Regions from separate parts of the Homo sapiens genome. Here region 2 is linked to region 1. A link is an interaction called in ENCODE POLR2A ChIA-PET data of the cell type or tissue named here. Cell type or tissue: Caco-2. All regions are shown on one strand. Links, peaks and the distances in the headings refer to the core of each region. The heading gives the core; the rest is flanking DNA.

Region 1 (16,280 bases), core at 5,112-13,111:
GAAATCAAGGCTCACACCACGTGGAGCTGACTGGATGCTCACGGGGACATTCGATCCCAGCGGCCTGGAGAAAGGACGGAACAGGAGGACCCTGTGCGGGCGCCATTGTTGTTCATCAGTATACATTTATAAAGAAACGGAAATTAAACACTGTCATCAGATGCTCTGCACTGCTGCTCATCCACGGCTGTGTTTTTTCATCCTCCCACATTAACATTTCCCCCTAATGTTCTATCTTTTTGCCATATATAATTAATTTTAACAGCTTCTGCAACTTCCCCACAGGTTGTTGCTGTTTCTTTTAAACAGTATACTGCTGAGAAATTGATTTGTTTGCTCCGCGTGCCTGAAGAAACCACATTATGAAATATGTATAAATGTCACTGTTCGGGCTGCTTCTCAGGATAAGTGCAGAAAAACGTTCCATTTTACCTCCTTACACAGGAGTCCACTCACGGAGGCTACTCGCATGTATTACCCGTGTGCTCACACACAAATGCCGATGAATTACGCAGCATTTTCTTTGAAAACCTCCTATTTATCCTTAACTGGTACAAGGCTAGGGGAATCATCTTAATTGCTACATGGAAAGAATGAATTGCAAAAGCATTCAGTCGACCAAGAAGACTTTATTTTTAACAGCATGGGGCCAGGTGGAAGTTGCCAAGTTTGCCAAAAATAAATGAATCAACCAATCAATAAAGCAAATGTGTTCAGCTGGTGTTAAATGAATGCCTGGGAAGAAGGAAGCCACAGACAGCACGTCCTTCTTTCTCCCCTTCTCCCGCCCCCACCCCTGTGAAAACACCAGGCCCGAGGACACGAGGGTCATGGGAATTCTCAGCCATTTCCTAAATCGTTACTTTTATTTATTTATTAATTTATTTGAGACAGGGTCTGCCTCTGTCACTCAGGCTAAGTAGAGGGGTGTGATCACAGTGCACTGCAGACGTGAGCTCCCAGGCTCACACAATCTGGCCACCCAGGCATAGGCAGGCGCCGCCACCTGGCCGAGTTTTAAAAACATTTTCTGGAGATGGGGTCTCCCTCTGTCACCCAAGGCTGAGTGCAGTGGTGCAATCATGGCTTACTGCAGCCTTGACCTCCCAGGCTCACACAATCCTCCCACCCAGCTACTCTGGAACCTGAGGACCACAGATACACACCACCACCTGGCTGATTTTTTAAAAAAATTTTTTTATAGAGATGGGGTCTTGCTATGTTGCCCAGGCTGGTCTCAAACTCCTGGGCTCAAAGGATCTGCCCTCCTTGGCCTAAATCATTACTTTAGAAAATGCATCCAATTATCTGCTCCTTCAACAATGGTCAAAATTCAGATCCAGATACTAAATCCTAAAATTACTGAAAGTAACCAGGCTCTTGCACTTCTGAGCTATTTTATCAGCATTTGTAGCTGGGGGAGCTGCTCTAAGTTGAAACTAATGCCCCTTTACACTTGAACCTGGCAGATCCCTCAAGCTTCAGTGAAATGCTGTGTGTCCTTCCATAAAGACCAACTGAAACTGCTTAAAACCAAGACATTTTTTTAAAAAAAAACAAGTTATTGGTCTAATGCATTCTAAGAGTATTAATACAATCAGCAATGGTAACGCATAAATGTTAAGCAAAAATATTTACAGAAAGAAATAACCTTTTCCTCTGCCACTAATCACACCCAGCAACACTTGATTAGTAAGCCAACATTTTAATAAGAGAAAGCTCACTTCCCTGCCTACTCATTTGCACATCGGCATCTACGCCCCAGCCTGAAACTTGACAGTAAACACAATGCACCACCACTCCCTTCAACAAGTGAGGCTCTGGCCCTGCCGCTCACTCCATCCACTCCTTCCCACTCTTCTTGCCTTTAACAAACACACGCTCCAAGCCTCAGAGAAATCAGCCGCTGACCCGTGTCTCTGGCTGTCCCACACAACAGGGCTGCCATCCCTCAGTTCAGTGGCCAGGCCTGTCTAGGGCACAAGGGGGTCTCCACCAGGGTTGGCTGATGAGGGGTAGCAGAGGCCCATTCTCTGCACACTGCCACACTCTCAGCGGAAAGATGCACCCCATGTGCGGCCCCACTTCACATGGACCAAGTGCTCTTCCTCCCACAACCCTGGGTGTGGGGACGGTACCATGACAAACCTGAGAAAGCTTCCAGGAATATCAAAGCCCCCGGGAAGCCATCTTCACTGTAAAGGGACCCTGCAGTGTATGGGAAGCCAGGCTCACTACCACAGTGTTTCCGGAAAGGCTTCCACCAGCAAGGGACGCGGGGCGACCTGAGTTTGGGGTTGCTTCATCGGCTCCTGAATGCCAGATATACCTAAGGCCACACATGCTGGCAGGTGGATCTGGGCGTCAAGTTCTTCACTAACAAAATGGGGGTCTTGGGAAGGGTATGAGGATCACGGAAAGAGAAGCGGACACCACGCCTCCATTTCCCAGCATAACGTCACTCAGTGGCAACAGAGACTCCTGGCCCCGCCAAGAGTGAGAGGCAAGTGTGCCCACCATCCTGCAGATGCCCTGCTCGGAGGTACCCCTCCAGCGAAGGAGCAACTCAGCAGGAACCCACCCAGGCCGGCCACACAGTGTTGACACATGGGTCACAGTGGGAAAATTCAGGCCTTCTGCCTGGTCTCTTCCTCCCTACTTTGCAAATCCACTCTGATGAGAACCAGCAGCCAGGGTGGCGCAGGAAGCGGAAAACAACAGTAACAGCAGAAAGCCAGACTCACCAGGAGAATGGAGGGCGTGACCCCTGTGTGACCCTGGACCCATGTAGATGCTAAAGCAAAAAGAAGGGGAATGGACGGGGTGATCTCTCCATCCCTACTTGGGAGGCCACACTAGGTTGCTGAGATGCTCAGGAGAGAAGAACAAACACTGAATCAATGCCTCCCATTTATCCTTGGGGGGTGGAGGGAGGCTGGGATTCCGAAGCATAACTCACATCCAGAAGGCACAGGAATAAAATCCAAGCAAGAACCAAGAGCTTCAGCGGGGGCCCCTCCTCCCCTACTCCGAAGGCTGGCTAAAGCTTCGCTGGCATCTTCCCCACTGCCCCATCTCAGCCTCCTGACTGTTTCTCACCTAGAGAACCCCAGAGATGAAAGGCCCTGTGGATCTTCCTCTGGTTTGTGGTTTCGGATGTTGGCAGTCTTGCTTCTGGCCCAAACACTGGAGCAGGATCACACGGCCCTAGCAAAGGCCCCACGGATGCATGCAGGCCAGGAGCTCAGGAGGCCAAGGGCCCGAAGGACTCTGGGGGCCACACACTGGGACCAGAGTGGCACAGTGGCCATGGCGCCAACACCTCCACCACTTCACAACCATTGACAATCGGACCCCAAGGTTTAGGTATGTGTTTCCAGAGTAATTCAATACTTTCCTTCTGTTTTTCATGGAAAAAAGATATCTGTCCTGCCAGAAGCAGGCTAGAGGACCAATGATCAGGAAGATGACCTCAACTAGGTGGCCTGCTACAGCCACAACTCAGATGGAAATCCAGCCTAGTTCCCACAGCAGATCAAGGCAAACCCCTCTTCCACCACCAAGCACACTGAGTTTCCAGCACTGTGTCACCTCAGACTGTCTTTCCCAGAGGCCCTGGTCGGCAGGCCAAGCTTCTACATCATCCTGGAGATCTGTCAAAATACATAATACAGCATGCATGGCAGCCGGAAACAGTCCTATCTTTGCAAAACCACAGCTGCAACTATTCTACCACCATTTTACGTAATATAATAAAAGTTAAGGGATTTGATTTGCATTCCCCCTCATTTATGAGCATTTAACCAAAAACACTTTTTCTGTGACACTTTTGTTAAAAAAAGATAATTGGGTACTGCTGCAAATATTAATGCTTAACAACAAAATAGTACTAAAAAACCATGACCCAACTGAAGTGATGGAGAACGAAGTCTTTTTCCAGGAGAAGCCAGCAAAGCCATCTGGCACATTGAGCTTTCATTCTGACAAATAGCAACATACAGAACAGATAGTAAAAGCAGAACATGCATCCGATCTAAATTTAGCACGTCACTATTCATTACTGAGAGAACGAGCCTCTTGTCAGGAGAAGGCTGAAGTGTTTGACGTCAAGTTACTAAAAAAGACGGCCATAAACCAAAATATTAAGTCTAGCACAACAGGAATGGGATGCTTTTAAAATTAGGACATGCTAAAGAAAATACTAAGAGGGCAAAAACGATGTATAAATGGCTCTAGGGCCTCACGGATTCACCATTACCTCTGATGGTGTCACGTGATTTTCATCTACCTCCTTCTTCTGTGCCCACATTTTAAAAGATGTGTCTAGACCAGAGATCTCAACAGGTGGGCTCTGGTTGAAATCCATACGTGGTCCTTACTTTGGTTACAATCCCACATGACCTCCTTGTGTTGCTGCATGTAGACAGCAGGCAGAGCTGGATACAACTCCCTGGGCATGGTGACGTTCCACAGAGCAGAAAGGGTCTGAGAGCAAACACACGCCTTCTGGGGCCATGTGAGAATTCCACCATGAGAGCATCTGCAAGTGGTCAGGGGAGAAGTTTTATCCTGCTTCTGGGGTGGGCTGGGCGGGGAGCAGGTGGGCCAGTGGGGCCACACTCAGTGTGTGCGTGGGCCGTGGACACCATGAGCTGTTGTCACAGCACAGTGACCATGCTCCAGTGATGGCCAGCTCCAGTACCACACCAAGTCTCTTAAGCTCTTCCAAAGTGCTATAAAAAACTCTTACCCAAAAGGATGCCAAAAATACAGGAATGGTGGGAACCCCACATAAGGGTAAGTGTCTTGAGTCTGCTTAGCACTCAGGAAACATTTGTTAACAGGAAGCGTGTCACAATTTCATTCTGGTTCTGGATGCATTTGGAGAATGTTAACTCATCTGTCTGAGAGGGAGATCACTGCTAAACAGGATCCCAGAGTGGCTCTGGTTATTAGACTGAGTCAAATGAAAGTGTCCTCATTCAACCATTTTTGATATTTAAAAAGTCCATTTCATCCTTATACACCAAGTTCCCACATCCTTCTGTTTAGAGAAAATGATTTCCAACACTGAAATGAGCATCTATGAAACGTAATGATGGTCCATCCAGCGGAGATGCTCCCAGGCAGGCAGGGCCTGGTACTTGTCTGGGTGAAAGAGCGTGGATGTCCAACATGGCCAGTTCCATGGTGTCCAACTGGAAACATCACCATGACCCAACCCACTGAAAACATCTTTGGACCCAGCACCCAACACTGGAACTATCTTTGCCAACCCCAGGCCCAAGGTGACTTTGTCTCTGCCTGAGAAACCCGGGCAGATTCTAGCACACAGGTCTGAGAGTGAGAGCCAGAAAAGTAAGCAACGTTTGTCCTGAAAGGCTGAACTGAATAAGGTTGCGAGTGGCGGTCCTGACCTCCCTCAGGTTTCCACCAAAGAACATTCCATCAGACTTCCAGTTCCTCATCCTCCTCAATGCTAAGAGCCTTAAGTGTTCAAAGATGACTGAGGGGCCCCTCTCATACACAACTCAACTCGAGCTTCACGCTCTGCTATGGCCTTTGGCCCAGCAAAGCCCTGTCAGAGCACTCCCAGGAAAGGGTTCTGAATTTCTACATCAAATTCAAGCTTAAAGGGTGGGGAGGGTCCTGGGTACCAGCCCAATCCACCTGTTCGATTCACAGATAAGGCTTCCGAGTGCCAGCAGAGACCACTTGCTCAGTCACCAAGCTGGTAAGCAATATTTGGAGGTCTAGGTCTGGGTCAGCTACCTCAGTTTCCCCAGCTAGATCTACTTTATGGAGAAAAGGAAGGGACACACAGAGATCCTTTCCTGATCCTACAACCCACTGTGCTGCTTAGGTTCAGGCAGAGATTCAGCTTGGCCCCCTCAGGTGGTCACCCATGTGTGCCCCTGGGCTCCAAGTCTCTAACTGCCTCCAGCAACTCAGGAAGCCAGGCCTGAGGGCCTGGTCACAAACTTAAACCTCTCTGGGAACCAAAGCTAGTCCCCTCAAGGCTCTGCTAGGAGTGTGACAGGTGAGAGAGACAGGACACAATTGGCTAGCGGTTTCCCTTGCTTTTGAATGATGTTGTTACCTCACGGGGAAAACATTTTTTTTTAAAAAGCAAGATTAAAATCAATTCCATCAGAGAAGTTGCCACTTTGAGACTTTAAGAAAGATCCAGGTTTTGTGAAAAATGGCTAAAGACATGCCGAAATGAAACTTAGAATCCCAAAACCCTGCTACGGGCACAGGATTGAACTCCATCCATCAATGAGTGTGGTAGGGATTGAATGCTCATCTCAGCCTGCACCCACATTCCCAATCTACTCCGCCAGAAAAATCATGGTATGTTCAAGACATCCTAGAGGCTGGTAACACTAAAAGCCTAAGCTGACTGAAGAGGTGCCAGTATCCACAAGCCGCCTTCTTCCTAAAGACATCCATCTATCACTTATGACTGACTCGGGGTGTCATGAGATGGTTTCTCTAATTCATTTTTATTCTTTTTAATTAATACATCGAGAAATCCTAACACTATTTCCATTCTGACTTGAGTTTCCTTGTAGCATAATTTCCGTTGACTTATCTCTATAGCAGCAGCAGCAGCAAAAATCACTTTACACTGAACTATATTGCTTCAGAGTTAATTACATGTATTTTGCTTTTGATAAATGAAAATACTAGATGCAATTAATTGAAAGACAATCAATATGATCCCACGATTAGACATCCCAATGAAACAGCCAGAGGCTGCAGGCAATCCATACTCATCAACTAATTGAACACACATTGCAAAGGGGATTCTAGAAAACTGAACTTTTACCTGGAGATATTTCACAATAACTCACCAATATAAATCTGTCCACAAACTCTATAGTTCACACGATGGGCTGTCCGTCTTTTTAAGGGAATACACCTTCATTGGTTCAAAACCATTTAAGGTGATGAAACCCTGAAAGCAAAATGAATGGAGTCAGTGAAGATGAAGTAGAGATTTTTTTTTTTTGTTTACATCTAGGCATCCTTTAATTGCATTTTTCCAATGCCTTCGACTCTAAGCTACCAGAGGTTATTAAATGGTTTCATTAAAAATACTATTTGTCTTGCTTTAGTCACACACCAGATCAAATTAAACAGTAGAGCACCAGAACAAATGAACCCTTTCCATCTATTTTGACACAAAGCCAAGTGTGCAAAAGCAGAAGGTGATATTGTGTCATCACCGTGAAAATGTCATTTAGCTTTCTCTACATCTCCAAGTAGCAAGCAAAGGGACAAAAGAATCAATACCTTCAAGCAAAAAGTATTACCAACTGTTTTGAGAAATATGGAATTATAAAGTGCAAATCATGAGCCCACGGTTTATAAGTGCTATTAGCATAAATGCTGACAACTGTTAATCTACTGTAACTCTGATTAACGGTTGCAGTTGTCCATTAATAGAAGGCATTTTAACTTACTACTGAAATTGATTACTCAGTTAAGAATTCAATCCTAATGTTCAATAAAATTGCACTTTCTTGGCAAATGCAATATGAACCGAGGTGATGCATTAAACAGAACTCCCATTTATTTTACTCTACATGGAACAGAGAAGGAATACATGGTGGGACCCACATCATCCGAACTACTTCCTATGCACACACAGCTGTGAGAGAAGAGAGCAAAGTTCCTCCTTCTGCGGCTGATGGGGAAGGCAGACAACCTGTGCAGCAGGCATGTCCAGGTGTCCTTTCTACGGCTTTTCCAGGAAGAAAAGATGGAATTTAACACTGGAGTTGCTATGTAACTGGAGAGCCCATGTATGAAGGTAGTCTTGCTCGAGCCCCACGAGAGAGGGAAGAGGCACACTCTAAAGACATGAGCTGCTGCAGCCAGGCCTGACATTGCCAACCCCACCTTACAACCAAGTTTCAAATGGTTAATATACAAAAAGGCACGAACCACATTCCCAGCTGCATTTGACTTTTTTTTTTTTTTTTTTTTTGGGAGAAAGAGTCTCACTCTGTCACCCAGGCTGGAGTGCAATGGCGCGATCTCGGCTCACTGCAAGCTCCGCCTCCTGAGTTCAGGCAATTCTCCTGCCTCGGCCTCCTGAATAGCTGGGACTACAGGCGCCTGCCACCACACCTGGCTAATTTTTGTATTTTTAGTAGAGATGGGGTTTCACCACGTTGGTCAGGCTGGTCTTGAACTTCTGACCTCAAGTGATCCACTGGCCTGGGCCTCCCAAAGTGCTGGGATTACAGGCGTGAGCCACCGCGCCCAGCCATCATTCTACCTTTTTCGTTTTTTTTTTTTTTTTGAGACGTAGTCTCACTCTGTCACCCAGGCTGGAGTGCAATGGCGCCGTCTCGGCTCACTGCAACCTCCGCCTCCCAGGTCCAAGGGATTCTCCTGCCCCAGCCTCCCTAGTAGCTGGGATTACAGGCGCATGCCACCATGCCCGGATAATTTTTGTATTTTTAGTATAGACGAGGTTTCACCATGTTGGTCAGGCTGGTATCAAACTCCTGACCTTCTGATCTGTCTGCCTTGGCCTCCCAAAGTGCTGGGATACAGGCATGAGCCACCATGCCCAGCCAACATTCTGCTTTGTAAACCATTCAAATCTTAGGAAGCTGTAGATACCTAAAAGAACTTCCCCTCTTTTAATGGGGCTTTTAATTAGCAATGGGGCTAATCTCCTAGGATCCAATCCCGTGACAGGCATTTTCCTGCATGATTATGTAGCAAGTCATAAAGAAGAACTGCTACACTCATGGTTTCCATTCAAAAGAAAACCATGCTCCCTGCTGTTTCCACTGAATTCAATGAGTCCTCCGACAGCCAGCTCCTGCTCCACACCTAGAACCAAGTCACTGGCAGGAAGGACTCTGAAGAACTACTCAGGAAAAGCATGGACTCTACAGTCAAGGTTATCATGTACCCAAGGTCAAGTAGTAATTCACTCCCAACTGTACACCACACTGTAACCCACACCTCTTAAGGAAGTAGATGGGAGACAGACATTCCAGCCTCAGAAGTGTTAGGAAGGGAGGGACAAGCATAGCTTTTCAGTAATCCCAAGCCTATAGTGACACAAGCATCTAACAGCCAAGGAACTATTTTTTTGAGGTGGCAGAGCTTGCCTGGCAAACTCCTATCCACCCTTCAAAACCCATCTCACAGGTTATCTTCTTTAACATCTTCCCTACTCTAGCTGGCAGGCTACTATATACCCTGCCCATCTCCAAGTCTCTAAAGGTTAAATGCCTTTTACTTAATCACATTTTATTTATCTTTGAAACATAGTAGGGAATCAAATATTTAATTAACTGCAAAACAGAATTTATACTCCTGATTAGTGTTGCTTGTCTTCGTATGTCACAGGCTTTCTCCTTCCATTTCCAATGGTTTACACAGAATTTCCAAAAATATAAAGGGATTGTATCTATTTTCAGGAAGTAGTCCCTTTTGGAAAGGAAGGAGGGATGGAAAAGGAACTGGGGAGGTGCACCTTAGCAATGACTATAACATTACTTGTTTTTGAACAATGTCTGAAGACAAACGTAGCAACATGTTAACATCTACCTAATCTTGATGGTGGGTACAGGTTCTAATTTGAGATATTTCATAGTAAAATTAAGTAGGAAATAGACAAGTCTGCCTTGTAGAAGGCTTCACAGAGGAGGTGACATTTCGTGGAATTTCAAGCCGGGCGTTCAAGCAACTGTGCTGCCTGTCCCAGTGAACGGCGACAGCTTATTTAGTGGAATAAGAATGTTAAAAGGCTTGGAAGACTGTCAGAATTTTAAAGCAAGTGCTCGTTGTTACTTGAAGGTCAAAAGAAGTACTTTAAAAAGACTGGAGCTACAGAAAAGCTAAAGATTCAAAAATACTTGTTTCAGCAGATACTTGCTGACAGTGCGGCGTGGACTAGTGCCCCGAGGATTCACCAGGGGATATTTTCTTGGCAGGATTTCTCTAAGAACTTCCAGGAGTATACAACGAGACGCAGAAATGACTTAGCTGATTAAAATCACCACTACTTCTGAACCAGCAACCGCAGGAGCTGAAGTGGCCTCAGCGTGTAACTGCCGGTCAGCATGCCCACCCCCTCCAAGTTCACGTGGCTGCTTCGGGCCAGACAGGGGTCCTATTTCTGGCCTGTACCATCAACCTGCGTGAACTTATTAAACATCCCGCGGCAAATGTGATCTGCCTACAGCTGATGACAGGGGGGTGTGTACTCTCACACATCCCAGAAGAGAACCGCAGCACCCAGAGATGGATTTGGGGGTGGGAGTCCCAACCAGACTGTGGTCAGCTAGTTCCTGCACCTTCCACATATAGGAAACTCACAACTGAGGCTGCAGTACCTAGACAGGACCCCCTACCCCACCGCCACTGCTTGGGTGTTTTGTTCTTATACTAAGTCAGGCATACAAAAATTACGTTTTAGGTCTGTAGTGAATAAATCCTTTTCTTAGAAACTAAATGAGACTAGAACCTTTAGAAGCCTTCAATGAGCCCTAAAAAGGTCTTGATGGGGGCGTCTGAGAAACTCTGGTGTGGCTCCTTCCAGGAGGACTGGGCCTGCCTTCACTTGAACTCATAGCGTTCTTTCAGAACAGCTTCTGTACTCTGCATGGCATGGAAGGGGTGCCCACCCACCCACCCAAATGCAGAGATAACAGAGGCCAGGCGAGCAGCTCAACCTGGCCTGGCCCCCCCATGCCGCCTGCTGTGAGCAGCATTCATCTAACCAAGTGCCCGCTTACCTACGCTTTCTCTGCAGGAGGGATTTCTAGTGATATTTCTGCCATCTGAAGCTCACATGTGCCAGCTCTCGTTAGGACTTGAGGCTTTCTGCTTGAACTCACATTTTGGCTGTCTAGGCTCCTCCTCCTACTACTGTCCCGCCGTGGATGGCGAAGGATTCATCACCCCTGCTTCAAGGTGGGGCACCTCCTGCTGCCTCCTCTTGAGGCTGGCCCTGCGGCTGGGTCACACCAGCCAGAGAGCAGAACTTCAGCTCAGCGTGGGCATATATTAGGGGAGAAGAAAGACTGATCCTAAAGGGGCCCTTGCACCCTGGAAAGCCTTATCTGAAACTGACTCATGGTTTCCACGGGTCTGGCTGAACGGAGCACCACTGTGCGCTGTGTTCCTCACACTCCAGGAAGCACCGTTCACGTTTACTGCTAAAAAGAGAAAACTGGAATGTGTCCACAAAACCATCCCTTAGGCGATCAAAAGTTTCCCACAGGTAATGGACTCTGGGAAGGGACAAGGGAAAGAACAAGGAGTTAGCAAGAATTAATCCCAAGTTCCGCAGGCCAGCATCGGTGGCTGAGAAGTAGTATCCTGCCTGTGATTTGGAGGTAACAGCATCTACCTTCACAGGTGGTCAGGCCCTTTGAAAGAGAGAACCCATGGAAGGTTCGTCCCAAGGCCTGCATACAGCAAGCACTCAATAACTGTGTGTCATCATCAGACTCCAGACATGTCTCCAGGCTGAGGCCGTTATCCACCTCTTCTAAGAAACTCATCTCTGCCTAACTCATGAGATAAACAGTTGACATTCAGCACAAGAATCCAATAGTCCTAATCAGGTCATTGATGGTTAATGGTTAGGCATCCCAAGCGTTCCCCTCCCTTGAAAGGTGGCCTCACTGCCATCCTGTGGTATGGCTGTGCTCAGAAAAGAGGGATTGCGTAAAGAACCATCCAGAATTCTGCACTTCTGCCCCAAGCACAGGGCATGGTAGCAGGTCAGAGTAGTCTACAGTCTTCGCCCCCTATACTCCACACCCCTGCCCACCACAAACATCCAGGCTTCCTCAGAGACCTCTCTGGACTAGATGCAACATCAACTATGACCTCAAACTCCTGGATCCTTTCAACAGGGATTTCCTGAGCACCTACTCAGTGCCAGGACTGTGCCAAGCCCCAGAGGCACAGGAGCAAAACAGAAACCTGGTCCCTGCCCCAGGGACTCAGGAGGGGCCACCGACTCCAGGCCCGAACCCAGCACTCAGCCCCCGCCCCACTGTTGCCCAAACCACCGAATGACTGTGCCACAAGGTCCCAAGCAAACTCTGGGGCCAAGGCCTGTACCCACGCCTCACGTAGAGACGGGTAGTGTGCAGGTCACAGTGCCCCACAGCTGGCCTGAGGTTTCTGGAAGCATGGTGTCTGTTAGGACGAGTGAACGCCCTCTGCCTCACAGACACTCCCTCGGCACCCATGCTGACGGCCTTCTCAAAATGGGCCCGTCACATGGGTACCCAGGAAATGTCCCACCCTTCTCCCCACACTCTGCCCCTCCTCCCAACACTCTGGCCCCCTTCAGAAGGGGTGACTTACCATGGGGGTGCTAAAAGTGGGACCCACAGAAGCCGAGCTGTATCAGAAGCCGAGCTAAAGCCACAGCCCTGGGGATCACGCCCACCCCTCGGAGGCATCCAGACACAGCTCAGATACCCCAGGGCAAGCCCCCTCTCCTAGCCTGACACTCCCTAGAGCACCACGGCACTGCCTCGGGGTATCAGTCAGTATGTGGGAAGGGGAGGACTCTCAATGGTAGGACCACAAGGAAGACATGTAGCTGTTTCCCAGTCCCTGAGCGGATGGCATGGAAAGTGGTGCCAGGGGCTTTCCCCACACATCCCATAGCAGATCCTCCCAACGATTTCAAGTTCAAGGGCAGCGGTCAAGGAAAAGCCTCGGGCAAAATCTTGTCAAGAAGCCAAATGCTCTGCCCCAAAACTGACCTGCCTACAGCAGCATGAGGCAGGATGGTGGCCCTTGACTCGAGGCCATGAGAAGCAGCCCAGAGGACCCATGGGTTCCCTGAAGGACCAGGGACAGGCACTCAGCTGCCCGCCTCCTTTCCTGCGTACCACAGTGGCTCCTGGTTCACACACCCCCAGCCACCCTCAGTGCAGTCTCTGGCCACCTGTGTGTGAACACGGGCCACACCTGTGCTCTCCCACAAGGCGACATCCCGCTCCCTGGCCTTCCCAACCCTCCTCTGCCCCGACTCTCTTCAGTTGCAGTGAGGACGCGCAGTACAACGCATTGTAACGGGGGCAGTGGGGGGTGGCACTGGGATGGCCGCCAGCTGGCTCTGCAGGAAGAGGTCATGTGCAGTCCTGGGGGCTGCTGGGGGTAAAGACAGGCATCCCTGAGCAAACGGCAGTGGGAGATGCCACCTCTCCTCACTTCTCAACTCTGCCACCGAGCACCACACAGTGGGGTACACGTGTGACCCATGCCCTCTAACAAGGACTTCAGGCTGCTACCATGACAGCACAGCTCAACGTTGCCTGGGACGGCACCCCCCAAGCCCACCATATTAATTACGCGCCTGGCCAGCCTTTAAGGACAAACCCACCCTGAGAAAGGCCAAGCTCACTGGGCATGAAGCAGTGTGGAGTCCAAGTTTGGTTGGCACATGGGGAAAAGAAATACAATAAAATGACAACGTCTACCAAAGGGCTGAGTGTCAGATACACACTGGACAGGAATGAACAGGGTGTACCCGAGAGGTTGTCACTTTAGCATTGCTGGATTATTCCTTCCCGAGATTCAATTCCACCAACTATTGCCTAGTAATAAATAAACCATATTAATTAGCTTGGAAACAATTATCCTTTATTCAGGGAAGGAAAAAACAACAACCCCGAAAGCTAATTCTTTCCATGTCCCTATACAGCCACGTTGGCACAGAGGCACTTCAGGTGAAATCAACACTTCATTATGACCCCCTGATGCCCAAGAGTCTCAACTCTGAGAAGAAAAATGCCCTCTAGGCAGAAACTTTACATACACAGTCTTTGTCAGAGAGTGTTTATGGAAATTTTACAATATTAAATATATTCAGCTGGTTTTAAGAATGTAAAAAGGCCCAACAGCCAAGATTTTAGAACTCGTCTTCCAATAGAAGGCCAACCAGTGGAAAACTGGAAGGGAAGTCTTGGAATCCTGCCACTTTTTAAAGAAAAATAAAATAGGATATGTTTCCAGTGTTGTCTCAGATGTAGTCAATTAATGTGACCATTCCCCTGCTCTTTCAGCTTTCAGCTTTTCTAGATGACAGGGCCAACGGACTTGAGACGAGCTGGGTGACAAGGAGGAACTTGAAGCCCTTGCGGCATTAGCTAGGCTTCTAGAAGTGCCCCATCCGAAGTGGCTCCAGGACGGAGAAATAAACAAGGGCGTGAGATGGGAGAATGCCAGATGGGAGTCCTGGCAACAACTGGAGAAAGGAACAAGGAACAAATTGATAAACGGGTGCTGCTGATCGGGGCTGCCATGGGCCAAGTTTTGAAAGGGGGGAAGAAAAGTGGATCCACGAGCAAGCAGCCCACACAACGACGTCATTTTGTGAATTCAAGCTGCATTCCCACACCCAAAGCTGCCCGTGGGCCATGGAAGCAGAGGCAGCCGGTGTGAGCAACTGGACCTGAGGCTCATGGGGCCTGGCTGCACCCCCACACACCTGTACCTGAGTGGGGCACGACAGTCCTACTTACAGACAAGCCAGGAAATCACCTGAACTTGAAAGAGACCAGTGCAGTGGAGGCGCTGGGGGGTGGGAGGGGGGGATGGGGAACGCTTAAAATCAGCCTGGCTCAGAGGGAAGCCTGGCCCTGAGGTCCCCGCAAAGGCGCGCAGCTCCGAAAGACAAGTAGAAAACACATCCCAACTCAGAAGCACTTGAAGGTATCCGTCTCTAGTCTTCCATGGTTCCACACTGTAAGTGGACAAGGCGGCTGCTGGTGGAGGTGCACACACCCCTGTGAGATGGTCAGGAACCTGCCAGAAGGAGCGGACATAGGAGATGGCTCACTCCAACTGGTGGCCACTACTAACCAGCTGGGGCATCCTGGTGTCAGGCTCCGGTCTTGCTTTCTCCCTGATAGGGTGACCAAGAGGGGTTTTCTGAGCTCCTTTCCACAGGGTATCCCAAGGACACCTGATCTAACAAGGGCCAGACTATATATTTACTATAGGCCCTACACAGGGCCAGAAGGTGAGCAGAGGGGTCTTCAGACATTCAGAGCACACACCCATACCACAGCGAGAGATGGAACCTCTAAAGCTGGCAGGTTTTAATGCAAGATCCCCTGACCAAAAGCAGGATGCTGGCTGCTCTGAGGAGTCAGCGAGGGTGTGACCCCCACTCCCACTGCGGTGGAAGGAGTGGGCATCTTTTCTGTAAACTTGAGATTCCATGCCCCACTCCACTCTCCCCCTAGGGAATCCTTAGAAAAGTGGTCAAGATGTACCAGACCATGCTGGAAACCAGAGTAGGATAAATTTTCTCCTGATAGAGCTGTACAGGGATATGTCAGACACTATCCATCTCAACAATTATGTATTTACTAAAAGTATTTCAAAATACTTCAAAGACATAGGAAAAATACTTATAGGTCAAATGGAAAATAAACTATGAAACATGTATTCAAATCTCACATATTTTAAAACATTCTTCAGTGAATCTCATTTTTAGTATATACGTATATGCATAAGAGACAGAATAGATCCAAAGTGTTATTCTCCATGCTAAGATTAAAAAGGATTTTTACAATGTGTAACATAACTATCATTTACTTATTTCTTATACTTTCCTGTATTTTTCTATTTTCTGCAAAGAGCATGATTTCCTATAATATGGAAAAATGTGAGCTGTGAGCTCCTGTCAGGAGGGCTCTGAAGCTGGGGTGCAGAAAGTGAGCTGCTGCCTGGGCTGCTTTGCCTTGCAGGTTTTCGGGCCACACCAACATTGTAAAGTGGCCCCATTTAGGATGTAAGTCCCTGCGTGGCTGCTGTACTACAAAGGTGGGTTTTGAAAAAAGCCAAGTGTCCCTCCACCCTCATGCAAGTTCGATACAGAAAAGGATGTTCTCTTGGGGATTTCAATGCAGATGTCTCAATTCCAATAGCCAATCAACCTGGGAGAGAATTGGTGGGCTGGAGAGACACAGCGAGAATCCCTTGCCCCAGCGAGGATCTAGGACCCCGACTGATGCCGGGAAAGAGGCACAGCCAAAGCCTTGTCAGGGCTCAGCCAAAGGAGACTTCCCAGTGGGCTCCAGCCAAGTCCTTGACCACAGATTAGACTCCAGCAGGATGAGCAGGAAGATGAGCAGGAAGTGGCATTTAAAAACAAATGAAGTGAGAACCAAATGGCTCAAAGTCCACAGTCCCTGAAAAATTACTTACAAGCGTGACCAGCTTTACATATCAACACCATTTCTTTTTTTCTTTTTTGAGACGGA
Region 2 (16,280 bases), core at 3,573-11,572, 210 kb before region 1:
TTTTTTTTTTTTTGAGATGGAGTGTCGCTGTAATGCTCAGGCTGGAGTGCAGTGGCACGATCTCAGCTCACTGCAACCTCTGCCTCCTGGGTTTAAGCAATTCTTGAGCCTCAGTCCCCCAAGTAGCTGGAACTACAGGCGTGCCACACCAACATGCCTGGCTAATTTTTTTTTTTTTTTTTTGTATTTTCAGTAGAGATGGGGTTTTGCTATGTTGGCCAGGCTGGTCTCAAACTCCTGACCTCAGGTGATCTGCCCACCTCGGCCTCCCAAAGTGCTGGGAGTACAGGTGTCAGCCACTGCCCTGGCCCATCTCTCCCTTTATGCTTCCCTCCCTCCCTTCCTTCCTTGAAAAGGAACCACATTGACCAGGCGCAGTGGCTCACACCTGTAATCCCAACACTTTGGGAGGCCGAAGCGGGTGGATCGCCTGAGGTCAGGAGTTCGAGACCAGCCTGACCAATGTGTTGAAACCCTGTCTCTACTAGAAATACAAAAAAATTAGCCGGGCATGGTGGTGTGTGCCTGTAGTCCCAGCTACTCAGCTGAGGCAGGAGAATTGCTTGAACCCAGGAGGCGGAGGTTGCAGTGAGCTGTGATAGCTCTACTGCATTCTAGCCTGGGTGACAGAGCGACACTCCATCTAAAAAAAAAAAAAAAAGAAAGAAAGAAAGAAAAAAAACACATGCAAATAGTACCATATTGCATTCCCTGCACCGTAACACACCCAGGGCAGGACTACGGGAGTGCCCTGGCTGAGAGGAGGGAATGGCTTCAGGAGAACCCAGAGCTCCTGGGATTTTGTAGGGAGGAGAGACGTGGGGACACAGGACTCTGGAGCTTGTCCCAGGATGAAGCTCAGCTCCGAGGATGGTTTATTCCCTTTGCCATGGCTGCCTAGGCTCTCTGACTCTTAGACTGCTGGGGTAAGGGTGGCAAAAATGTATCCTTTAAAGACAAATTCAGGGCACTCAACAAATTGAATGTAAGAACTTTGTACGATGCTCACCATTTCTCTTATGCCCAGAAGACTGATATCATGGTTACCTAACATGCGTCTTTAAAAAAAAATGATTTTTTTCCTTGCCAGAATCTAATGGCGATGCCACCTCTGAAGCCCATGGGACCTGTAGTCAGGCCCAGCTTAGTCTCTCTGTGGTCAGACTCCTTATCTGTCAATGGGTGCTGACTGCCAGGAGCGGCAGGAATTCTGTGAGCTGGCCTCTGTGAGGGTAGCCAGCTCGGCATGCATCGGCAGCTCAGGGGACGTCAGCTCCCTTCCTCCTTCTTTTGTGAGTAAGGAGAAAGAAACAAACCTATATGTGCCTGTGTGAGAGTGTGTGTGTGTGTGTGTGTGTACGCACAGGTACATGCACACTCTTTGCAGGGTGTACTCATTTGCCAGGACTGCTGTAACAAACTCCCATACACGAAGGGCTGAAATCAATAGAAAGAAACTGAACTCTCACATTTCTGGGTTTTTTTGTTTGTTTGTTTGTTTTGTTTTGTTTTGTTTTGAGGCAAGCTCTTGCTCTGTCACTCAGGCTGGAGTGCAGTGGTGCAATCACAGCTCCCTGCAGCCTCGACCTCCCAGGCTCGAGTGATCCTCCTATCTCAGCCTCCCGAATAGCTAAGACTAGAGGTGCATACCATCATGCCCAACTAATTTTTTTTTCTTAGTAGAGACCAGATCTCACTATGTTGCCCAGGCTGGTCTCAAACCCCTGAGCCCAAGTTATCCTCCTGCCTCGGCCTCCCAAGGTGCTGGGATTACAGGTATGAGCCACCATACCCGGCCACTCTCACATTTCTGGTGGCTAAAAATCAGCAGGCAAGGTGTTAGCAGGGCTGTGCCTCCTCCAGAGGCTCTAGGAAGGGAGCCCTCTTTGCCTCTTCCAAGCTTTTGGTGTTTGCCAGTAATCCTTGCTGTTCCTTGGCTTGTAGACACATCACTCCAAACTCTACCTCCGTTGTCACCTGGCCTTCTTCCCTGTGTCTTCTTTGTGTCCTTTCCTCTCCTTATAAGGAATCTGGTCATGCTGGATTTAGGGCTCACCCTAAAACAGTATGAGCTCATCTTATGATTGCACCTATAAAGACTCTATCTCCAAATAAGGTCACACTCTGAAGTTCCAGGTGACACTATCAACCCAGTCAGTGTGCAGGTTTAAGGCAGAAAGCTAAGACTGTATTGTGAGATGCATCCCAAATTCAAATACATTAAACGTGAAAAAATGTACATCTTAAACTCCATGACATATGCCTCTTACACAAACACACTCACACATATGATTCAACAATGTAAGTGAAAAAATGTGTTCTCAAAAGTGGCCACTATAATCTTTTGGTGGGATCCCCAGTTAAGGTGCCTCAACTTTGATGACCCAAAGATACTCACATTCTCCAGAACTGTTGACATTTCTGGAAAAGGCTTTACTCAGGAGGAAGCGGATCTTGTGAAATTGCTAGAATCTGGCTTAGTTCATTAAATTGGGAGATAATGGTGGTGAAAATGCTTTGCAAGCAGTCAAATGTGATACAAATCAAGGTCAATGTACATGTGGGTGTACCCACTTTATGCCCTTAGGGAGGGTCATCCATTCCACACACATACACATAAACACACACACACAAAGAGATCATTTGAGGTCAGGAGTTCAAGACCAGCCTGACCAACAGACTCTACTAAAAATACAAAAAAAAAAAAAAAAATTTAGCCAGGCATAGTGGCACATGCTTTTAATCCCAGCTACTCAGAAGGCTGAGGCAGGAGAATTGCTTGAACCCAGCAGGCACAGGTTAAAGTGAGCCGAGATCGTGCCACTGCACTCCAGCCTGGGCGACAGAGCGAGACTGTTCTCTCTCAAAAAAAAAAAAAAAAAAAAAAAACGAAAAAAAGGCCGGGTGCGGTGGCTCACGCCTGTAATCCCAGCACTTTGGGAGGCTGAGGTGGGTGGATCACGAGGTCAGGAGATTGAGACCACCCTGGCTAACACGGTGAAACCCCGTCTCTACTAAAAAAAATACAAAAAAATTAGCCGGGCGAGGTGGTGGACACCTGTAGTCCCATCTACTCGGGAGGCTGAGGCAGGAGAATGGTGTGAACCCAGGAGGCGGAGCTTGCAGTGAGCCGAGATCGTGCCACCGCACTCCAGCCTGGGCGACAGAGTGAGACTCCGTCCCGAAAAAAAAAATCCTTTATCACTGGGGTAAAAGGGCAATTCCTCTGGGCTCATAAACACAAACTTCGTTGTTCATCAGGGGATCCATCAGCTCCCTCTGGGTTTATCTGCCTTAGAGCCCTACACAAGTTTCTCACATGGAGGGTTTTCGTTTTTATTTTGAGACAGGGTCTCATTCTGTCACCACAGTTGGAGTGCAGTGGTGCCATCACTGCCTACTGCAGCCTCAACCTCGTAGGCTCCTGTGATCCTCCCACCTCAGCCTCCCGAGGAGCTGGAACTACAGACATGCACTACCACACCAGGTTAATTTTGTATTTTTTGTAGGAGTTTTGTCGTGTTGCCCAGGCTGGTCTCGAATTTCTGGGCTCAATTGATCCATCTGCCTTGGCCTCCCAAAGTGCTGGAATTACAGGCATGAGCCACCGTGCCAGGCCCCACATGTACGCTTAATCTATGGAAAGAGAAGCTCTGTGATTTGGTCACGGCGTCATATACTATAGAATTGTGCATATTTTGCACTGAGTCAGTCATTTCAAAAGGAGTTGATAGAACTTTATGCCTGGAAGGGAATTTATTCATGATCTCATCTACCCCTCCCACCTTTAAAAAAAACAAAAGAGGCCTAGAGAGAAGTGGCTGGCCGGCCCATGTGCAGAGAAGGAGCTGGAAGCAGTTTGGGCTGAGGAGGCCCTGAAGGAGATTCTCTGAGGCTCGGCCCTGTGGTCCCCTTTCTCCATCACGCTGCTGAGGTTGGGGCACACACGTTCTCGTTTAGTCTTCACAACAACCCTATGAGGTGAGTGTATTATTATCCCCATTTTACGGATGAGTAAACAGAGGCCACCTGAGGCAATGTCTGGCTCAATACCACAGCTGGTGTTATACAGGTGACCCTGGAGCCACCACGCTGTCCTGCTGCCGAGGCAGAAACAGTGGAGAGGCAGGGGCACCCCATTAGGAGCCTCTCCACTCCCCATCCCCAGCATAAAATTTCAAAATAAACCAACTGTCTTTATAATACATAAAAGTAATCAATAAAGAGAATGTTCTGGAGCTTATGAAAGTGGGACAGGAATTGCAGGGTATGGAGAGGAAAGTTGTCATGTTGCTTCAGGGACAGAGGCATAATTAGGGGGGTCCAGAGGACAATGCCTCCTGCTCTGTGGATGTGGAGGCCACAGCCCTGTCTTTTCTGCTTTCAGAGTAGCTGACATCCATCATCTAGCAATGTTCCATTCCAGTAACTATATTTAAATTTAGCCATTGCTCCAGATGAAGATTCACTCTGATAGTAGCACCAGCGGTAGGGCAAGAGGCTGACTTCCCATGACCGAAAAATGAACCAGATCCTTTGTGCTCCAGAATTTTTTTTTTTTTTTGAGACAGAGTCTTGCTCTGTTTCCCAGGCTGGAGTGCAGTGGCGTGATCTCGGCTCACTACAAGCTCTGCCTCCCGAGTTCGCGCCATTCTCCTGCCTCAGCCTCCCAAGTAGCTGGGACTACAGGCGCCCACCACCACGCCTGGCTAATTTTTTGTATTTTTAGTAGAGACGGGGTTTCACCATGTTAGCCAGGATGGTCTTGATCTCCTGACCTCGTGATCCACCTGCCTTGGCCTCCCAAAGTGCTGGGATTACAGGCTTGAGCCACCATGCCCGGCTTTTTTTTTTCTTTTTTCAGATAGAGTCTCGCTTTATCGCCCAGGCTGGAGTGCAGTGGCACAATCTTGGCTCACTGGGTTTGAGCGATTCTCCTGCCTCAGCCTCCTAAGTAGCTGGGATTACAGGCATGTGCCACCACGTCTGGCTAATTTTTGTATTTTTTGTAGAAATGGGTTTTCACCATGTTGGTCAGGCTGGTCTTGAACTCCTGACCTCAGGTGATCTGCCCAGCTTGGGGGAGAATCTCTTAAAGTGCTGGGATTACAGGCGTGAGCCAATGTGCCCAGCCCAGGAATTTTTTCCCAAGACATCACAGTTCTTTCACACCAGTATCTTCTCCTACTCAGCTGGCTACTCACTGCTTATTATCTAAAGATACAGTAATGATTTTTACTGAATGAAACTAAGGAAACAATGTGGGGGAATTATGTATCGTGTGTTGGAATTATGAAACCATATTCCATGTAGGGATAATTTCTCTGTTGTATTCTGGAAGTTTTCTAGCACTCAATTGGAAACCATAGAGTATGGTGTACGAAGCTTTTGCTACAGAATCTCTTAAAATACAGACATGTCTCATGTTTTTCCTTTTCCACTTTTTCACCTCTCTAGCTGATTGATTTTCAGATTAAAACAAAATTCTAAAACTCCTTTCACAAAGCACAGACTAAAGCAGCAATTTGGAAAGGGAAATTATTTTGATTAAGGTTGACAAACAATCTGTAATGACATTGCTATTAGCAACCTTTTTTTCTGGATGAAATATTACATGCAAACCACATTTTAGAACTGGGAGTGAATTTAGCAATTAAAGTCACCATCATTTTAAAGCCTGCTCATGTGGTTAGTTATATATTTGGTATTTTTATGTACTGGGTATTACTAATCAGGCACATATTCTCAAATAGTGACAACGAAGTACAATATTCAAGGGAACATTATACAGACACGAATCAACCCCCTACACTGAGAGTTTGTAAGTACTCTGCAGATGTAAGTTCTTGGTTTTTTATCCACTAAGCTGATTACCTAGCACAGATTCTGTTTGACCTCAAAATCCGCCAAGCAACAGAAGGCTGCCCCTGTAGCCTGCTGTGTCTGGGAGGGGACAGGGACAGTTTCCTCAGGGAATGCACTGGAAATGTTATTGTTAGACTAACCAAACTTCATAGCTCCTGTAAAAGTACCTTTGTAAAAATTCCCCTCTTTATCTGCCCTTCCCTGATAACCCTGCTGGGGTTTCTCTCTCTCATATTGAACGAAAAGCCTACCACAGGCTTTTTGTTTGTTTTTTACTTTCAGAGATAGAAATATATTTACAGACAAAATGATAGGATGTCTGAGATTTACCTCAAAATAATTTGGGAAGGTGGAGAAGCAGATGGAGAGAAAACTGAAGCCGGGCTGGCCACAAGTTGATCATTGTTGAGACTAAGAGATGGCACCAGGAGTTCGCTATGATTAGAATACTTTGGGGCTGGGCGCAGTGGCTCATGCCTGTAATCTCAGCACTTTGGGAGGCTGAGGTGGGTGGATCACTTGAGGTCAGGAGTTCGAGACCAGCCTGGCCAACATGGAGACACCCCATCGCTACGAAAAATACAAAAAATTAAAAAAAAACAAAAATTACCCAGGTGTGGTGGTGTGCACCTGTAATTCCAGCTACTCGGGAGCCTGAGGCAGAAGAATCGCTTGAACCCAGGAGGCGGAGGTTGCAGTGAGCTGAGATCGCACCACTGCACTCCAGCCTGGGCGACAGAGCAAAACTCTGTCTCAAAAACAAAACAAAACAGCAAAACAAAACAAAAAAAGAATAGTTCAGAGAACATCCTTGAGCACGTGCAGGAATGTCCCTAAACTCCAGGAGGAACTTTGGGGCTTACATACATCCTACATTGTATTGGATACTATCAAATTGCTCTCCAAAGTGTCTGCACAGATTTACATTCCCAAGTCATGCATCTCACCGGAACTTGAGATTTAACCTTGCTATCCACCTGATTTTTAAAAAGTGGTGTATCTTCTTAGTGTTTCATCTGCATTATCCTAATCACCGGTGAGTTTGAGCACCGATGCATATTTGCTGGTTCTTCAGGTTTTCTTCTGTAAATTCCCTGTTCATGTTCTCCTAGATTTTAGATGAAATCACAATGAGTTCTCTTTCCTTGTTCCTCCAAGCAGTAGTGTGCAATACCCTACTTGCATTAGCTTGTGAAAGCCAAGCCAATTGTTAAGTTTTCAAGACTTTTTTTTTTTTTTTTGAGATGGAATCTTGCTCTGTCACCCAGGCTGAAGTGCAGTGGTGTGATCTCGGCTCACTGCAACCTCCACCTCCCTGGTTCAAGCTATTTCCCTGCCTCAGCCTCCCGAGTAGCTGAGATTACAGGCGCACGCCACCAAACCCGGCTAAATTTTTTTTTTGTATTTTTAGTAGAGATGGGGTTTCACCATGTTGGCCAGATTGGTCTCGAATCAAACTCCTGACCTCAGGCAATCTGCCTGCCTCAGCCTCCCAAAGTGCTGGGATTACAGGCGTGAGCCACTGCGCCCGGCCAGACTTTTGCTAAATTTTCAAGATTATCAAATATTGGTAGCTCAAAAATTGGCCCTGGTGGGAATATTTACACCATGGCAACCAGCAAATGCTACAAATGAGGGCTCCTGTCCCCAGAGAGCTAGTTGTTAAACATTTACCAGCACGCACCGCCTCCAAGCATTTACAGCTGGACGCAGCCTGGCTCAAAAAAGCATCAAGGCGACCCTGAGGCACAGGTGTGGGAGGTGCCACTGACTCCCTGACTGGGACTAGAAAAGGCTTCTTGGCTGAGTTTCCTGTATTTCCAGCATCAGCTGCTGGAGCATCGGCGAGGCTGGGGAGGGCGGCGCCTCTAGCACACCCAGGAGGCCCGCCCTGCTCCTACAGCAAAGCTAGGTGGAACTGGGCACAGGTCCTGGCCTCTGTTCCTTGGTCCTTTCCATTTCTGTGCAAGGCAAGGCCAGCTGTGTAATTTGCAGGGGTCAGGGCAACATGAAAATATGGGGCTCCTCATTCAAAAGCTGGAAAAAAGCTTTTTCCTTCCTTCACCTGCGGTCTCTTTCTCCACCAATTATGGTGTTTTTAATTTGCTATTTAATGTCATGTTCTCTTGGGAATGAAGATATTCGTGGGTGAACACAAAACCTCCTACTCGCCTGGGTTCTTGCTTGGTGACTCGGTACACAGAGTACATGACCCACCTGGAGCCTCCTCATGCCTGTGCTCAGGACTCCATCCATGGAGGGGGACAGCAGTGGTGACTGGGCGGTAACAGAGGGATGGGAACATATCCTGGGGAGGTGGGAAGGCCATGGGAGCAAGACCATGGGTGAACCTAGGTGCCGGTTCCCACCGCACGCGCCATCACCCCACTGGACTTCGCTCACAGAACACAAATTCCAAGATAACATTATTAATACATTCAAGACAGCAGCTGCAGAGCATCAAACCCGAAGTGTGCAGGCTCCTAAGTGTGCAGCCCGTGAAGCCGCCCTGCGGCCAGGCAGCCCCGTGGCCACTGGGCCTCTGCACTGGGAAACTGACCTTGGGCTAAGAAACTTAAGAACCCAGATGTCTTCACCACTGCAGTGGTCACAGTCTAGGTACAGTCAAGTCAGAGGGTGTAGTCAGGTTTGTTTTAACAGTCCTTCTTGGCCGGGTGCAGTGGCTCACATCTGTAATCCCAGCATTTTGGGAGGTTAAGAGGGGCAGATCACTTGAGCCCTGGAGTTCGAGACCAGCCTGGCCAACATGGCGAGACCCCGTCTCTACAAAAAACACAAAAATTAGCCTGGTGGTCTGGTGGCGGCATGTCTGTAGTCTCAGCTACCTGGATGTTGAGGTGGGAGGATCCCTTGAGCCTGGGAGGTCAAGGCTGCAGTGAGCCAAGATCACGCCACTGCACTCCAGCCTGGGCAACAGAGAGAGACCCTATATCAAAGAAAAAATGAACATACAAAAGAAAAATAAATAAATACATAATAAAACTGGCCAGGCGTGGTGGCTCACGCCTGTAATCCTAGCACTTTGGGAGGCCAAGGTGGGCGGATCATCTGAGGTCAGGAGTTCAAGACCAGCCTGGCCAACATGGCGAAACCCCATCTCTACTAAAAATACAAAAATTAGCTGTGTGTGGTGGTGCATGCCTGTAGTCCCAGCTACTCGGGAGGCTGACACAGGAGAATCGCTTGAACCCAGGAGGCAGAGATTGCAGTGAGCCGAGATTGCACTACTGCACTCCAGCCTGGACCACAGAGCAAGACTTGGTCTCAAAAAATAAAAATAAATAAAATAAATAAAACCATAAAGCTGCAGGATGAAGAAAAAGAGCAATTCCTCCACATCAGGAGTGTAGTGTGATTTTATCAGGCTAATTGAAAAAGAAAATCCTGGCCAGGTGTGGTGGCTCACACCTGTAATCCTAGCACTTTGGAAGGCTAGCTTGAGCCCAGGAGCCCACCTTGAGCTCACTTTGGGAGGATCACTTGAGCCCAGGAGTTCAAGACCAGCCTGGGTAACATGGCTGGTCTACAAAAAATACAAAATTAGCTGGGCATGGTGGTATGTGCCTAGTCCCAGCTACTCAGGAGGCTGGGGCTGGAGGGTTGCTTGAGCCCAGGAGGTCCAGGCTGCAGAGACCAGGCTGGGTGACAGAGCGAGACTGTGTCTCCAAAAAAAAAAAAAAAAAAAAAAGGAAAGAAAGAAATCCTCAAATAATAGGATGGATGTATCTTTCTCATGTACAAATGTCAGGGGACAGGCAGTCCAAGGATGGCCTCCAATGGCTCCAGGGAATCATCAGGGCTCCAGGCTTTCAGGCTTCTGCTCCACCAGCCTCAAAATCACTTCAGGGTTCAGGATAGCCATAGGAGTTCCAGCTGTCACATCCATACTCCAGGGAGGGAGGTGGAGGTGGGTAGGATGGCCTATTTCCTGCCTTTTAAGGAAAACTTTCTTTCTTTCTTTTTTTTGAGACTGAGTCTCGCTCTGTCAGCAGTGGTGCGATCTCGGCTCACTGCTAGCTCCGCCTACCGGGTTCACGCCATTCTCCTGCCTCAGCCTCCTGAGTAGCTGGGACTACAGGCACCTGCCACCACGCCCGGCTAATTTTTTGTATTTTTAGTAGAGACAGGTTACACCGTGTTAGCCAGGATGGTCTCGATCTCTTGACCTCGTGATCCACCCGCCTTGGACTCTCAAAGTGCTGGGATTACAGTTTCACTCTTGTCGCCCGGGCTGGAGTACAATGGCATGATGTCGGCTCACTGCAACCTCCACCTCCTGGGTTCAAGCAATTCTCCTGCCTCAGCCTCCCGAGTAGCTGGGACTACAGGTGCCTGCCATCACACCCAGCTATTTTTTTGTATTTTGAGTAGAGACAGGGTTTCACCACGTTAGTCAGGCTGGTCTCGAACTCCCGACCTCAGGTGATCCACCCATCTCAGCCTCCCAAAGTGCTGGGATTACAGGCGTGAGCCACCGTGCCCGTCGGAAAACTTTCACAAAATCCCTCACAACCACACTTTCACTTGTATATATCATAAACACATTATGGAGCAAAACTAAGGCACAGCCATGGCCACACCTTGCTGTAGTAGAGAATTGGAAATACAGTAAAAGCATTTAGCTGGGCAACAACTTTGTTAGAAACTGATGTTCTGTTACTAAAGAGGGAAAGGGGAATGGATGTTGGGAAGAGTTTATAACAGTTTTTGCCATGGTCACTCATTTCCTTTTTAAGTTTATGGAGGCTGTAAATTCAGGAAAATAAATCGATACCTAATTCCTAGGTCCTTGAGAAGTTCCATTTTAAAATATTCTCATTCTTTCTAAAAATCAGACAAAAAAACTCCAGTGAGGAACTAATTTAGGTTTTGTCGCCTTCATTATTTTTGTGTATGTTACTTCCATAGTCTACCTTTCACCTGCTCTTGAATTGCATAGGGAAGCAGTCAAATGACTCAAGGATTTCACCGTAGTTGTACAAAGCTTTGTGCTTTATAGGACAAAAGAATTTTTAAAAACATACATTTGAGACAGGAATAATAGCAGGTTGATTGCAATAGTATTCGTTTCAGCTCTGCACTCTAGAGAAAGCACTTCTAAATGGACATCTTACATATTTTTCTGTTGAAAATAATCAACAAAGAGAGCTCCTCTCTCTTGTTGACCCATGCTGCAATACAGTATCTGTTCAGGCAGTTGTTATACAGTATAAGTGGCTTTCTGATGGAAAGCTAATGTTTAAAAAAAAAAAGAGGTCTATTTTCTTAGCTCTTTTATGTCTTTCTCTTGAAGATTTTTTTTTTTCTAATGTGACAGGCATTGTCTGACAGCACAGTAATACAAGAAAAACATCACACTTCAGTTCCATCGACTGTGGGGCACTACAATGTGAGTTAACCTTTGTGCATGGTGGCCTAGTGATTGAACTGCTAATATTCTATTGGTGGGAGGTTTTCCCTTATGATCAGAGAAGTTTTCAGGGATATTATGATAAACACAAAGACACATCTTATTCACGAATGTCTGTGCTTTATTAAAATAGATTTATCTCCAAGTTAGGGCTGGCTCCTTAACACATTGCTTTCCTACTTAATAATATAAGGAAGATTTCTTGTCTCTAATCCTGATTTCGGTGATTGAAATCCCACAGACAGACTCAAAACTATATCATAAGAACAAAGTGTCACAAAAAGAAAGTCTGTCATATCTCCCAGCTATGGAAATAGAGTTTAGTATACAAGGATGACTGGCATTAAATTCAATGTGGGCTCCAACAAATCTTACCTTTGTGATCAATCATTTCATTCCTAAGAGATGCTGCTGGATTGGTAACCTATCTGCTTATGGACTTCAACTTTTTTCCTGCTGCTTTAGAAAGCCATTTCTTGGTGCCTCTCCATTATTTCCCTGAAATGTTTCTGTGCCACCTCTGATAGCCATCTTTTCTGAGTTTCACTGATAGACTGGATTAGCATAATTCCTTTTATGGCATAAGACCATGCTGTAGTAGAAGAAAAAATCATGATGTTCTTAAAATACATTGTCTTTGGATAGAATATTCTTTGCTTAGGAGAAGGGATTCAAAATGTCAGTAGCTGTGTCCTCCAAGTAAAGCTCTGGAAACATCTATTCCTTTAAATTTGCTCTGCTATAGTTTTTATTGGCTGGAGAGCCTCCATTTGTCCTTCCAGATCCATTCTCCCCCTGCCATGTGCCCCTTGAGACAGATAGACCAGCCAGGACTGCATCAAAGGCTTCTGAGCCCTAAGGTCATCAGTTTAGTTTGGCCAATGAGAGGCCCTGGCAGAGACTGGAGAGAGGAGAAAGGCGTCAGAATATTGACCCTGGCTTGCTCCCTGCTGTGCTTCTCTAGGAAGGCCACTGCTCCTGCCAGGTGGCCCTCCCCAGCACCAACGTCTCTCTCTGCAGGATTTGGTAATGGCACCCTGTCATTGCCAGTCAGGGCTATTTCACCATCCTTGCTGGTTTTCTTCAACCTTGCCCAATACCTTGTAAAATAATCTTAATTTTCCCACTGGAGTATGCTATTTATTTCTGCCTGGAACCCTGACTGACATGCAAGTGTAACAACTACCTCAAAAAATGGGGGACAGTGGTTATTTTGCCTATGACTTGTTTTTAGAAAATATGTTCATCATGAATAGGATTAAAGGCAATGCCTGTAAACTTCATCTGCTGTTCGTGTTTTACTGCCAGAGTTGTAAATTGTTTACATTTTCTTTTTTCTTTTTCTTTTTTTTTGAGACAGAGTCTCTCTCTGTTGCCCAGGCTGGCGTGCCGTGGCATGATCTCTGCTCGCTGTAACCTCTGCTTCCCTAGTTCAAGTGATTCTCCTGCCTCAGCCTCCTGAGTAGCTGGGACTACAAGCATGAGCCACCATGCCCGGCTAATTTTTGTATTTTTAGTAGAGATGGGGTTTCACCATGTTGGCCAGGCTGGTCTCGAACTCCTAGCCTTAAGTGATCCTCTTGCCTTGGCCTCCCAAAGTGCTGGGATTACAGGCATGAACCACCGCGCCTGGCCAAATTGTTTACATTTCCACAAGAACATAAAAGAGGAGGATATGGTTCTGCAATTCAGCTGGTTCTCAAGGCAGGGTTCTGACATCTTGCTAGAGCATCCAGATGTGTGTTATGTGGTGGTCCTCCTAGCATCACGGTAACCCAGGGGCAGATGAATGGAGTACTGACTGGGCCCCAATCTTGTCAGCATCTTCTTTCCCTGACCCCGACCCTGCCAGGAGCATCAGCTCCAGTCAACTCCTTACCTGCTTGCTTCCTTATCCCATTACAGCCCTGCATCCTATCTGCTGACCCTAACATTTCAAGAGAAATCATGCCAGTCTCCTAAAACAAAGTGCTGTAAGGCCAATGCTAATCCCCTGTCCTAAAAGTTTGGCTGAGAAAGTAGCTCATATGATCAGATTATTTTTTGAAGTTTATCTGATTAAATTTGGGTTGAAGTTGGCTGGGCACAGTGGCTCATGCCTGTAATCCCAGCACTTGGGGAGGCCGAGGCGGATGGATCACTGGAGGTCAGGAGTTCGAGACCAGCCTGGCCAACATGGTGAAACCCCGTCTCTACTAAAAACACAGAAATTAGCCAGGCATGGCGTGTGTCTATAGTCTCAGCTACTTGGGAGGCTGAGGCAGGAGAATTGCATGAGCCCAGGAGGCAGAGGTTGCAATGAGCCGAGATCGCACCACTGTACTCCAGCCTGGGCGATGCAGTGAGACTCTGTCATGAAAAAAAAAATTGGTTTGAAGTTGAGTGTATATGGTATTTCTAACTTTCCCCACCCTAGGGATGGATTCTTATTTCAAAAGTGTGGTGAGGCCTAAAAACTGTTCTGGTAAATTCTATTTGCAAGGATCGCTTCTTGAAAAAGCCAATCTTAAAATTAGAGTGGGCACTAATATTTAGTTTCAGTCCACAGATCTTTTATAAAAACATCTATTAGCTTTGAGTCTTTTGGGCCCCAGTGATGCAGATGGAAAGGCTTGGGGGAGGGTCACTGGGTTAGGACTTGAAGTGCTTGTGGTCCAGTTCTTAAAACACAAGTGCTGTAACTTCTCTGTCCCTTCCATCATTTGGAAATAACAGCTGCCTGACAACACTGATAAGGATAAAAATGAGATAATGATGGTGAAGTGAAGTGATCTGCATATTTAAATATCCTAAAAATACAAATGTTTTCTGAAGATTGCCACACGCTGGACAAATTTCAGAAAATATACCTTGTTTTTTCTTAAAAGATTGTTGGCCGGGTGCAGTGGCTCACGCCTGTAATCCCAGCACTTTGGGAGGCCGAGGCGGGTGGATCACGAGGTCAGGAGATCGAGACCATCCTAGCTAACATGGTGAAACCCCGCCTCTACTAACAATACGAAAAATTAGCCGGGCGTGGTGGTGGGCGCCTGTAGTCCCAGCTACTCGGGAGGCTGAGGCAAGAGAATGGCCTGAACCCGGGAGGCGGAGCTTGCAGTCAGCCGAGATCGTGCCACCGCACTCCAGCCTGGGTGACATAGCGAGACTCCATCTCAAAAAAAAAAAAAAAAGATTGTTAAATGCAAAAATTAATGTAAATGTTAGATACAGTTTTCATCTTCATTCATTTATAAGATTTAACGTTTAAAATTCTGTGCAAGATATGCAAATTACAAACTGAAAGAAAAAAAGAATCAAAGAGAAATATCAAACTGTCCTAAGTTCTTTTTTTTTTTGAGACAGGGTCTCATTGTCACCTAGGCTGGAGTGCAGTGGCAGGATCACAGCTCACTGCAGCCTTGACCTCTCCACCTTGGCCTCCCAAAATGTTGGAATTACAGACGTGAGCCGCCCTGCTTGGCCCTTTTTTTTTTTCTTTTTTTTTTTTGAGACAGGGTCTTGCTCTGTAGCCCAGGGTGGAGTGGTTCACTGTAACCTCGACCTCCCAGGGTGACCTCCCACCTCAGCCTCCCACGTAGATGGGACCACAGGTGTGTGCCACCACACCTGGCTAATTTTTTGAATTACTTTTGGTAGAGACAGGGTCTCCCTATGTTTGAGACAGCTGGTCGCGAACTCCTGGGCTCAAGCGATCCTCCCACCTTGGCCTCTCAAAGTGCTGAGGTTCCAGGTGTGAGCCACTGTGCCCAGCCTGTTCTAAATTCTTGAGCAAAGTTTAAATGTGTTAGGTCATTGGACAAAAGTAGTCAGGGTGAAAATATCCTGACGTATAAAATCAAGAAAGTAAAGTTAATCAATTCATTCAACAAATACTTCTTCAGTAACTGTGTGTGCCACGCACCATTCTGGGTACTCAGGATATATCAGTCAAAATATCTCACATATAGGAAAGGTACTTTCTGTTTACTAGGAAGCTGTTAAAGTTCCAAGTAATGAATGAATACCAGCAGCCAATGAGTTAAGGAATTGTAGAATTCATGCATTACCTCTTATGTGGAATCACTGAATAATTTTGTATGTCATAAAAACTACATTTCTTTCTGATTAGCCCCTTTAAAAATTTTAGCTTGTGTATTTTAAACTTACGTCTACTATAAATCTGCCATATTGAAGGTAATATTGAATATTGTGATCTTGGTTACACTGAAACTGTTGTGCAGATTTTTCTCCTTGGTCCACTATTTGAATTTGTAGATAGTTTTTGAAGCAAATAAGTCATTTGCATGAATCACTTTGGTGAATTTAAGAACTACTCAAATGACGTCATGGATACTTTCGAATATTTTGAAATATTTTTAAACTTTGTGGTCTCCGAAATGACTGGAAAGAAAGGAATGAAAAATATTGTGGCATTCCTAACTTCACTACTTTGGAATTACTTTTCGTTAACATCACTTTAGTGTTTGGCAAAAAGGCAGCATATTTTTAATTCCACGAGTATTGTATAATTAAACATGTAATGAAGATTTAGGTTCTAGATTAGTACATTTTGTCTTGTATAAGACTGTGCCAGCCGGGCACGGTGGCTTACGCCTGTAATCCCAGCACTTTGGGAGGCAGAGGTGGCCGGATCCCAAGGTCAATAGTTTGAGGCCAGCCTGGCCAATATGGTGAAACCCTGTCTCTGCTAAAAATACAAAAATTAGCCAGGCGTGGTGGCGTGTGCCTGTAATCCCAGCTACTCAGGAGGCTGAGGCAGGAGAATCGCTTGAACCTGGGAGGCGGAGGTTGCAGTGAGCCAAGATTGCACCATTGCACTCCAGCCTGGGTAACAGAGTGAGACTCCGTCTCAAAAAAAAAAAAAAAAAAAAAAGGCTGTGTGTATGGTATGTGTGTGTATAAGTGTGGGTGTGTAATGTATATGTATGTGTATATATATGTGTGTGTGGGTATGTGTGGTGTGTGTGTGTATATATGTGTGTGT

What was found. Peaks named below come from ENCODE experiments on the same cell type or tissue, not always from the same donor. Only the 100,000 strongest peaks of a DNase experiment are listed, where the experiment ranks them.
Region 2: POLR2A ChIA-PET joins it to region 1 with 11 read pairs; 2 of 35 experiments call an interaction of 5 or more read pairs at or near these places.

The regions. Positions count from the first base shown.
Region 1 is chr10:125,104,133-125,120,412 of GRCh38, forward strand. CTBP2 (C-terminal binding protein 2) reads right to left here. Exons shown (of 11, transcript NM_001329.4): 2 at 6,858-6,961. Among named protein-coding and RNA genes, the nearest start is that of CTBP2, 48 kb to the right of the region's middle. RefSeq lists enhancers at 2,654-3,173, 8,340-8,839, 12,793-13,618. In Caco-2, for the core only: no CTCF peak of the experiment used is centred there; no DNase peak of the experiment used is centred there.
Region 2 is chr10:124,891,033-124,907,312 of GRCh38, forward strand. No RefSeq gene overlaps it. Among named protein-coding and RNA genes, the nearest start is that of ZRANB1, 43 kb to the right of the region's middle. In Caco-2, for the core only: no CTCF peak of the experiment used is centred there; a DNase peak (open chromatin) is centred at 7,629.